2 separate regions of the Homo sapiens genome follow, and region 2 is linked to region 1. Evidence: read pairs that join two places in POLR2A ChIA-PET (ENCODE). Cell type or tissue: GM12878. All regions are shown on one strand.

Evidence for each region. ChIA-PET counts read pairs that join two places held together with the same protein. Peaks named below come from ENCODE experiments on the same cell type or tissue, not always from the same donor. Only the 100,000 strongest peaks of a DNase experiment are listed, where the experiment ranks them.
Region 2: POLR2A ChIA-PET joins it to region 1 with 12 read pairs; 24 of 35 experiments call an interaction of 5 or more read pairs at or near these places.

Annotation. Positions count from the first base shown.
Region 1 is chr17:68,442,289-68,447,288 of GRCh38, forward strand. WIPI1 (WD repeat domain, phosphoinositide interacting 1) reads right to left here. Exons shown (of 13, transcript NM_017983.7): 4 at 2,205-2,301. It also overlaps a transcript of ARSG not described here and a transcript of PRKAR1A not described here. Among named protein-coding and RNA genes, the nearest start is that of WIPI1, 13 kb to the right of the region's middle. In GM12878, no CTCF peak of the experiment used is centred here; no DNase peak of the experiment used is centred here.
Region 2 is chr17:68,232,063-68,237,062 of GRCh38, forward strand. It overlaps a transcript of AMZ2 not described here. Among named protein-coding and RNA genes, the nearest start is that of AMZ2, 13 kb to the right of the region's middle. RefSeq lists an enhancer at 3,586-3,645. In GM12878, no CTCF peak of the experiment used is centred here; a DNase peak (open chromatin) is centred at 3,057; H3K27ac peaks cover 1,307 bases.

The sequences.
Region 1 (5,000 bases):
TCCTATCTCTACTAAAAATACAAAAAATTAGCTGGGTGTGGTGGTAGGCACCTGTAGTCCCAGCTACTCAGGAGGCTGAGGAATGAGAATCACTTGAATCCGGGAGGCGAAGGTTGCAGTGAGCTGAGATTGCACCACCTCACTCCAGCCTGGGCAACAGAGTGAGACTGTGTCTCAAAAAAAAAAAAAAAAAAAGGAGAAACATCTGTTTGCAAGGGAGGGTGCTCAGTCCTGAAGCAACCCTGTCCTCTGGGGGTCAAGTGTGCAACAGGTGTGAGGAGTAAGTGGCATTTACTGTCCACTCCCCTCTCTTCAGAGAAACTGAGAGCCACAGGCAGCTTCTAGCTTTCTGCATGCCCGATGTCCCTCCCCAAATCCCTGAAGGCCCAGCTCAGGCCCTGCCAGCCTCAAGCTCTATGCAGATTCAGGGGCCTCTCATTCCTGATCAGAAGAGCACATGCTCCCTTCAACTGTGTCCGCACCCCAGAGTTAAACATGGTTCCACCCCTGCCAAAGGCTGCTGGCGCACCTGTCTCAGACCACCTCAGACAGACTGTTGAAGGGAACTCGTGACAACTAGATTTTGGGCTCCTGGTATGAGGTTGCCTAATGGTGCCTACTATGGTGCCAAGCACAAAGAATGTCTGCAATAGATACTTGTCCAGATGATTTCAGCCTCTCATTTCTAAGGGAAAAACTTACCACCCACAGCTTCTTCACGTACCGTCTTCCATTTCAGAAAATGTGCTTCAAAGTCATTATCTCACAGAACTCCCTAACAGCCTCAATGGCTTTGTTCTTTTATTTATTTATTTATTTTTAATTTATTCATTGTTTTTTGAGACAGAGTCTCGATCTGTTGCCCAGGCTGGAGTGCAGTGGTGCGATCTCAGCTCACTGAAGCCTCCGCCTCCTGGGTTCAAGTAATTTTCCTGTCTCAACCTCCCAAGTAGCTGGGATTACAGGCACTCGCCACCATGCTCAGCTAATTTTTGTATTTTTTTGGTAGAGACAGGGTTTCTTCATGTTGGTCAGGCTGGTCTTGAACTCCTAACCTCAGGTGATCCACCCGCCTCGGCCTCCCAATGTGCTGCGATTATAGGTGTGAGCCACCGCACCCGGCTAGCTTTGTTCTTTTAAAATATCCTTTTGCCATAGCTGAAATGTGAAAGCACTGAAATCAACAGCCAAGGGCCATTTATAGAATTGGAATGAAGAGAAGGCATCAGAAGTATTTCATGCATGGCAGTTCCTGTGCTGGTCACTTTCACAAACATTACCTTGTTTAATTCTCAGCCAACCCTGGGAGATGGGTATTATTCATAAGGGAACCAAGGTTCAAAAAGTCTAGGTGACTTGGATGGCACCCAGATAGATCTTGAAATTCAGTGAAAGCCAAATAACTCAGAAACAGCAAATAGAAGCAGTTGTTCAATGATACTAAACTGAAATATAATAGAAGCAGTTGTTCAATGATACCAAACTGAAATATAATCTGCAAATATTAATCTGGAGTCATTAAATGTACAAGTTGTTCCAGTGTGCTGACTCCTCACCCCACCACACAATGAAGGAATTCTTTCTTGTTTACTCCTAGCTTGATGAATTCATATAATGTCATCTGCTATTTCAATATAACAAATCCAAACCATTCCTCTTCTTATACACCAGGAATGTATTAAATAGTGTTAAATCCCGAGAATTCAGTAAGGTTTAATATCCTAGCATATCGTCGAAGTAGAGAGATTTCTTTGTCATGTAATAAAACATATTCTTTATGGTTCAGATTGTCTTTTTGCTGGCCATGCAGACACGCCAAGTTGAAACCTGCTTCTAATTATCACGCCTACTCTGTACTGAACGAACCACAAAAAACAATTAGGGGTAAACACTTTTCAACAGCAGATGCTTGAAATCTTTTACATGTCTACCTTACGTGCCTTGACACATTTGCTGATATGGGTCCCAGACAAAGGGTGTTGTTATTCTTGGACTGCAATGAAGGGCACACAGCCCCCCTGCAGGACACACAGCCTGACATAATTTGAATCTGCCGCCATTAAGACAAAGCTTCGAGATAAACCTCACTAAGACTCAAAAAGCAAACACTGCTTCACGTTCGCAATTTGGAGGAAAATAAAGCTTGGGAAAGAAGCACCAGGACATGAAATTTCAGGGACATTTGTTCCATTTTTGGAGCTCACCTGTTGGGTTTGCAGGAATATCCAGGAGGGTCTTCAACAGCTTCATGTCTTTAATGTTGTGAATATAAATGGACTCTTCTAGGCAAACCAGCAGCCTCTGTAATCACACAGACTTATCAGTCTACCGAACCGTTCCTTACAAAGACCCTGACCAAATCCAAATCATTCATCTTTCATATGAGTCCTAACTTGATTCTAAGCCTAAAGCAGAATTTTGATGATGCATTTTGAAGATTGTGTTTATGGATGTACACACATACACATGTAATCATCCACCTGAACACAAGCATAAAATGCAAGATCTTAAGAAATTTTATTAGAAATTAAGATTGTTTTTACTTCTCTCCTTCCTTCTTCCCTCCCTCCATTCCTCCCTCCCTCTCTTCCTTCTCCTTCTTTCCTTAGAACAGGGATCCTGAACACTTTTTTTTTTTTTTTTTTTTTTTGAGAAGGAGTCTCACTCTGTCACCCAGACTGGAGTGCAGTGGCGCAATCTCAGCTCACTGCAACCTCTGCCTCCAGGGTTCAAACAATTCTCCTGCATCAGCCTCCTGAGTAGCTGGGATTACATGCATGCACCACCACACCTGGCTAATTTTGTATTTTTAGTAGAGACGGGGTTTCACCATGTTGATCAGGCTGGTCTCGAACTCCCGACCTCAGGTGATCTGCCCGCCTCGGCCTCCCAAAGTGCTGGGATGATAGGCCTGAGCCACCGCGTTCAACAGGACTTCTGAACACTTTCTGATCAGACCCCCTGTGCCATGTAAGACAATTTCATGTGCCTTCTGTAGTTTCCACTGCCATCTAACAGGCTGCCTTTCAGTGTTTATAGCACAGGTCTCCCTCCTATATAAAAATGGGTTTCTTTGCTTTCTCTCCATCACCAAATCTTAGGTTTTACCCCTCTCTGAATAATTACCAGCTCTAACTTATTTCTACTCAGACTCTCCTCCAGGCCTGCTTTTGGGCCGCTGTCTGAGCCCTGGCAAAGGGAAAAGGAGAAGGGCTTCGGCCCCATTTGAACACCCCAGTGCCCCACGTCCCCACTGTTCCTTCCTGGGCTCCTCTCTCTGGTGCTTGCTCTCCCCACTGCTGCCAGACCCTTCTCTTCCTCTCCACATGAAAGCTTGTCAGGTTCAGAGCCTCTTCCCAATGGCTGTGCTCTCAGCTAAGTGAAAACAGGCCACAGGGTTGATGTATCGGGTGTTTAAAGGAATATAACGCATAGCCCAGTACAAGGGCAGACATCGGTGCTGGTGAGGAGGTGTCAGGAAGGCATTTCTGGTTGGGCAGCTCCTCGCACATCTGAGCAGCTGCCGACCACCCCTGCACATGCCTGACTTGGCTCCCCTCAGGCCAGTGTTTCTTAGACCTGGATGCCCAAGGAGCTGCCCAAGGAGCAAGCCCTGGGCTCTCCCCGGAGATTCTGGTTTGGGAAGTTTTTAGACGAATACCAGGTGATTGCGATGCACACTGAGGCTCAAGAACCACTGGTCTCAGCCAGCTCCTTTTATTCCAGGGAACATCAGCTAGAAGGGAAGGTACCAAAAAATACCACACAAAAGAGGCAGGCTCTGCTCCTGGGAAAAGCCTGCCCTGCTATTCCCCAAGGAAGACTATCCATGGCTCAGAATGATGAAGGTCATCAGTGTTAACCAAGCAGAAAAATAAAATTTAAACACATTTCTCAATTTTTTTTTTTTCAGACAGGGTCTCGTTCTGTCACCCAGGCTGCAGTGCAGTGGCAGGATTACAGATCACTGTAGCCTCAACCTCTGGGGCTCAGTCCATTTTCCCACCCCAGCCTCTCGGGTGGCAGGGACTACAGGTGTGCGCCACCATGCCTGGCTAATTTTTTGGTATTTTTTGTAGAGACCCGGGTTTCACTATGTTGTCCAGGTTAGTCTACCTCCTGAGCTCAAGAGCTCCTCCTGCCTCGGCCTCCCAAAGTGCTGGGATTACAAGCATGAGCTACTGTGCCCAGCCCTTTCTCAGTTTTACCTAAGGCTCTGTCGTAGGTCTGAGACTGGGGACTGAGGGTTAAAAAAATTCTAACAGGTTCTCAAAATTGATGATAAATATGAGTGTTCCTCTGTGAAATATTCTCTGACTTATCCAATCACTGTGCCTTTTGCCAGCACATGCCGTGGTTAGAACTACGTGGTTCTATGCTTCCTTCTGTTCAGAGGTTTCTGATATCCTCTTGTGTCCCCTCCCAGCCCCACACCCAATCCCTGGGATAGCGGGGCCTTGACATATGCCTCTCCTAGAAACAGCATCTACATCTAGCCCATCTGATCTGATCTGCATTTTTTTCCCAAGAGCTCTGATGGCACCATCTGCTCTGCGGCTCACTCAGCTGAATTTCAGGTCACCCTCATGCTGGCTGCAGATAAGACTAAACGCAGAGGGAAACAGAGAGAAAACACTGGGAGGGAACGAGGATGCACTCTTAGTTCGTGTGAGAGCATGCTTCTGGGGTGGGCACGATGCTGCTGATTGCTTTTTTAACTATCAGTTTTCAGCCCCCGCAGAACCATGGTCTTGCCTTCAACTCAGCTCCTTGTCTGTTGCTTTGAATTTCATCTACTTTTCTAGGTTTTATAAGCAATAACTCCTTTTATCAATTACAAAATATTTATAGCATCTGCCCTAGAACACCACAGATTTGGCCTCAGAGGCTTCGAGCCAATCAGCCTCCATCTGGATAGCAAGGGCCCCTGGGAGGAGACTGCAAAAGAACTGTAAAAGTATGCAAATCTAAATACATCATACAGCTGTCTTGATTCCATA
Region 2 (5,000 bases), 210 kb before region 1:
TTACCTTAAGAGATCAGAATGTGTTCTTTAGCAAGACTTGATTACAACTGAAGTTTGTAAAAAAAAAAAAAAAAAAAAAAGGTATATTTACAAAAACACTTCTAACCTCTTGTAAGGTACCTTAAGAACGTGCCAATCAGAAAGGGGGTTAGGGCTGGACGTGATGTCTCACGTCTATAATCCCAGTGCTTTGAGAGGCCAAGGTTGGAGGATCACTGGAGCCCAGGAGTATGAGAGCAGCCTGGGCAACATAATGAGACCCCATCTCTACAAAAAAATAAAAATTTTCTGGGTGTGGTGGCCTGCATCTCTAGTCCCAGCTACTCAGGAGGCTAAAGCAGGAGGATTGCTTGAGTCTGGGAGTCTGAGGCTACAATAAACCGTGATCACACTGCTGCACTCGAGCCTGGGTGACAGAACAAGACCCTATCTCAAAAAAAAAAAAAAAAAGAGATTGATCAACAATAGAAAATGAAAGGTCAAAGGAAAACCTTTGGGCTGGGTGTGGTTTTGGATCATGCCTATAATCCCAGCACTTTGGGAGGACAAGTGGGTGGTTCGCTTGAAGTCAGGAGTTCGAGACCAGCCTGGCCAACATGGCGAAACCCCATCTCTACTAAAAACACAAAAATCAGCTGGGTGTGGTGCTGCATGCCTGTAATCCCAGCTACTTGGGAGGCTGAGGCACGATAAATTGTTTGAACCTAGGGGGTGGAGGTTTCAGTGAGCTGAGATTGCACCACTGCACTCCAGCCAGAGCAAGACTCTGTCTCAAAAAAAAGAGAGACAAACTTTGTTCATTCTCCTCAACACCATCTGGAAGCATCAACTTCCAGGCTGAGATGGCTTGGATCTTATTGTGGAGATGCACTTGCCAAGTGTCTTAGTCAGCTTGGGCTGCTACCACAGAGTATCACAGGTTGGGTGGATTACACAACAAGCATTCATCACTCACAGCAGAGGCTAAGAAGTCCAAAGTCAAGTGTCAGCATGGTTGGGTTCTGGGGAGGGCTCTCTTCCTGGTCCCCAGATGGCCAGCTACATGTTGTGTCCTCACATGGCTGGGACAAAGAGGATGCACCAAACTTTGAGGGGTAGGGACCATTAGGGTCATCAACTAATTACCCATGTTTACCAAGAAAGCTTGTTATAAATTGGCTTCCTGGCTGGGCGTGGTGGCTCACGCCTGTAATCCCAGCACTTTGGGAGGCTGAGGCAAGTGAATCACCTGAGGTCAGGAGGTCGAGACCAGCCTAGCCAACAAGGAGAAAGCCCGTCTCTACTAAAAACGTAAAAATTAGCTGGGCGTGGTCGTGGGCATTTGTAATCCCAGCTACTCGGGAGGCTGAGGCAGGAGAATCACTCGAACCTGGGAGGCGGAGGTTGCAGTGAGCCGATACCGCACCACTGCACTCTAACCTGCCGACAAGAGCGAAACTATGTCTCAAAAAAAAAAAAAAAAAAAAGAGAGAAATTGTCTTCCCCTGCCTCCTGGGAGTGAAGGTGCTGATCTATGAACCTATGTCCCCAGCCCTCTGAGGGTGATGATTCAATACAAAGCCATTGGGGTTTTTCTACATCATTCTCTCTATGAGCTTGGATGTTACAAGGGTGGTCCATTCTTTTATTTATTTTTTATTTTTAATTTATTTTTATTATTTTTATTTATTTTTTTTTGGGACAGGGTCTTGCTCTGTTGCCCAGGCTGGAGTGCAGTGGCATGATCTTGGCTTACTGCAGCCTCAACCTCCTGAGCCCAGGCGATCCTCCCACCTCAGCCTCCTGAGTAGCTAGGACCACAGGTGCACGCCACCACACCTGCTTAAGCTGATCCATTCTTGCTGTGCTGGGTCACCCCCAGGTGACACTCAATGTCAATAAGTCGTGTTTTATTCCAACAACTACGCTTTGTTTTTCTGGATTGCTACTACAGCAAATCGTAGATTCCATTTCTTCAGCATATAAATGTGTAACAAGAACAAGTAGCATTCGGGCTCGGTGGCTCACACCTGTAATCCCAGCACTTTGTGAGGCTGAGGCAGGCAGATCACCTGAGGTCAGGAGTTCGAGACCAGCCTGACCAACATGGAGAACCCCTGTTTCTACTTAAAATACAAAATTAGCTGGGTGTGGTGGCACACTTTGGGAGGCTGAGGCGGGTGGATCACTGGAGTCCAGGAGCTCAAGACCAGCCTGGGCAACATAGCAAGACTCCATCTCTAAAAAAAAAATTAAGATTAACCAGGTGTGGTGGCACATACCTGTAGTCCCAGCTACATGGAGGCTGGGGTGAAAGGATCGCCTGAGCCCAGGAGGTCAAGGCTGCAGTGAGTGCACAGCCTGGGCAACGGAATGTGACCTTGTCTCAAAAAAAAAAAAATCACTGCATTATTTTAATAAAAACATGTATCTTATTGGCTGGGTGCAGTGGCTCATGCCTGTAATCCCAGCACTTTGGGAGGCCGAGGTGGGAGGATTGCTTGAGCTCAGGAATTCAAGGCCAGCCTGGTTAATATAGTGAGACATCTATACTACAATTCAAAACAACAATAAAAAAATTAGCTGGGCATGGTGGCACACACCTATAGTCTTAGCTACTCAGAGGGCTGAGGCGGAAGGAATGCTTGAGCCCAGAAGGTCAAGGCTAAAGTGAGCCCTGATGGTGCCATTGCACTTCACAGAGTGAAGAGTGGGTGACAGAGTGAGACCCTGTCTCAAAAAAAAGAAAAAAAAAAAAAAGATAGCTAGGAGACCAGCCCGGCCAACAACATGGTGAAACCCTGTCTCTAGGAAAATACAAAAATTAGCCGGGCATTGCGGCGGGTGCCTGTAATCCCAGCTACTCCGGAGGCTGAGGCAGGAGAATCGCTTGAACCGAGGAGAGGGAGGTTGTGGTGAGCCGAGATTGTGCCATTGCACTCCAGCCTGGGCAACAAAAGCAAAACTCCAATCTTAAAAAAAAGAAAAAAGATAGGTAGATAGATGTATCTGCAAATGATTCCTAGGAGCAGCCCAGGCCTAGAGAGTGAAACCACTCATAGTGACTCACATCAACAGGCCCTTTTGTCAGCGGGCATTTCCGTAATTAGAACTTGTGACCAACACATCCAACCACGAGGATATATCACAAGTACTTGTCTCCAGCGCTGGTTTCTTAGCAAAAAAACAACTTGTTAAATGTCAGGGCTTTGTGTTTTTGCCTTTGGGCTTTTGCCATGCCTGGTTATTGGGCACCTTCTGGTAATAAACAGTTGAAAGGAGCTGTTCCCATGTCTTATTTAATTCTCTCATTAAGCCTGTGGGCCAGAGGTTCTTATTGTTCATACCCCTGGATAAACACACTGAGTCCCAGGGAGGTAAAGTGCCTTGGCTGAGGGCCACCCAGGAGCTGGTGGTGCCTCAGCTGAACCCAAGTCCACAGACCGTGGAGTTCGCGCCCTCTCACTGTGGCACACGGGCCTGAGCCTCAGGAACACTGCAAAGTAGGTTGGCTTCCCCCTTACGGAGCCCCTATCCGGGACAGCCTCAATCCCTCAGGGCCCCTCTCGGTGCCTGCTTGGCTGACTGGGCAGCCCAGAGAGAACAGTGACCCAGAAAAGCAAGAGGAGAGTTTCCAGGAGGACAGAACACTGGTGCTATCAGGTGCCAGGAGCAGCGTGTGCCACGTGTGACCCTGCTCTGCTGTGGCTTTTTGGTACGTGCTGTGCCCTCAGCCTGGGCTGCCGTGGACTGGCCGTCCCTACCCCTCCAAGACTTAGCCCAAAATCTTACTTTTTTTTTTTTTCGAGATAGTTTCTCACTTGGTCCACCAGGCTGGAATGCAGTGGCACAATCTTGGCTCACTGCAACCTCCATCTCCCGGGCTCAAGCGATTCTCCTGCCTCAGGCTCCCAAGTAGCTGGGATTATAGGTGCCCGCCAGCATGCCTGGCTAATTTTTGTATTTTTAGTACAGATGGGGTTTTGTTACGTTGGCCAGGCTGGTCTCGAACTCCTAACCTCAGGTGATCCACCCGCCTCGGCCTCCCAAAGTGCTGGGATTACAGGAATGAGCCACTGCATCTGGTTTCCAAAATATTACTCTTTTCCCCAGAATGGAAATACAATTATTATTCAAAATATAAGAGTAATCTTAAAAAAATGTTTTAAAACGTTTTATATATACATGTAAAATTTATATGCACATTATATATATCAAATGTGTGAATATGTATTTTTGTGTTTATAAACACTTAAACTATGTAAATTTATATATAAAACTATAACATATGAACATGATATTATACTATGTATATGTTTGGTAACCCTCATTTTCACTCACTACAAAATAAATGTATTTTATATAGTAAGTATAGATTTACATAATTTTTTCAAGGTAAATAGTTAAAAAAAATAAAGCTAGTAAATGCTCATTGCAAAATAAATATTGCTAAAAAATATCAAGAAGAAAGTAAAACAGCACAAAAAGCCCTCCTTCTAACATTATTAACATTTGGCAAACATCCTTTTTTTTTTTTTTTTTTTTTTTGAGACGGATTCTCACTTTGTTGCCCAGGCTGGAGCGCACTGGGGAGATCTCAACTCACTGCAACCTCTGTCTCCCAGGCTCAGGTGATTCTCCTGCCTCAGCCTCCCCAGTAGCTGGGATTACAGGCACCCACCACCACATCCCAGCTAATTTTTTTTTTATATATATTTTAGTAGAGACGGGTTTCACCATGTTGGCCAGGCTGGTCTCCAACTCCTGACCTCAAATGATCCACCCACCTTGGCCTCCCAAAGTGTTGGGATTACAGGCGTGAGCCACCATGCCCGGCCCAAACATCCTTTTTTACACACATATACACCCATATTTTTATATAAATAGCTTCAAATTATATATACACTGCTTGGGACTTTTTAAAACATTTCAGCAAGATCTTGGGGACATCCTTCCATGATAATACGCATAGCATGAGATTGTTCTTTTTAATGACTACATAATATTTTATTGTGAGAGCA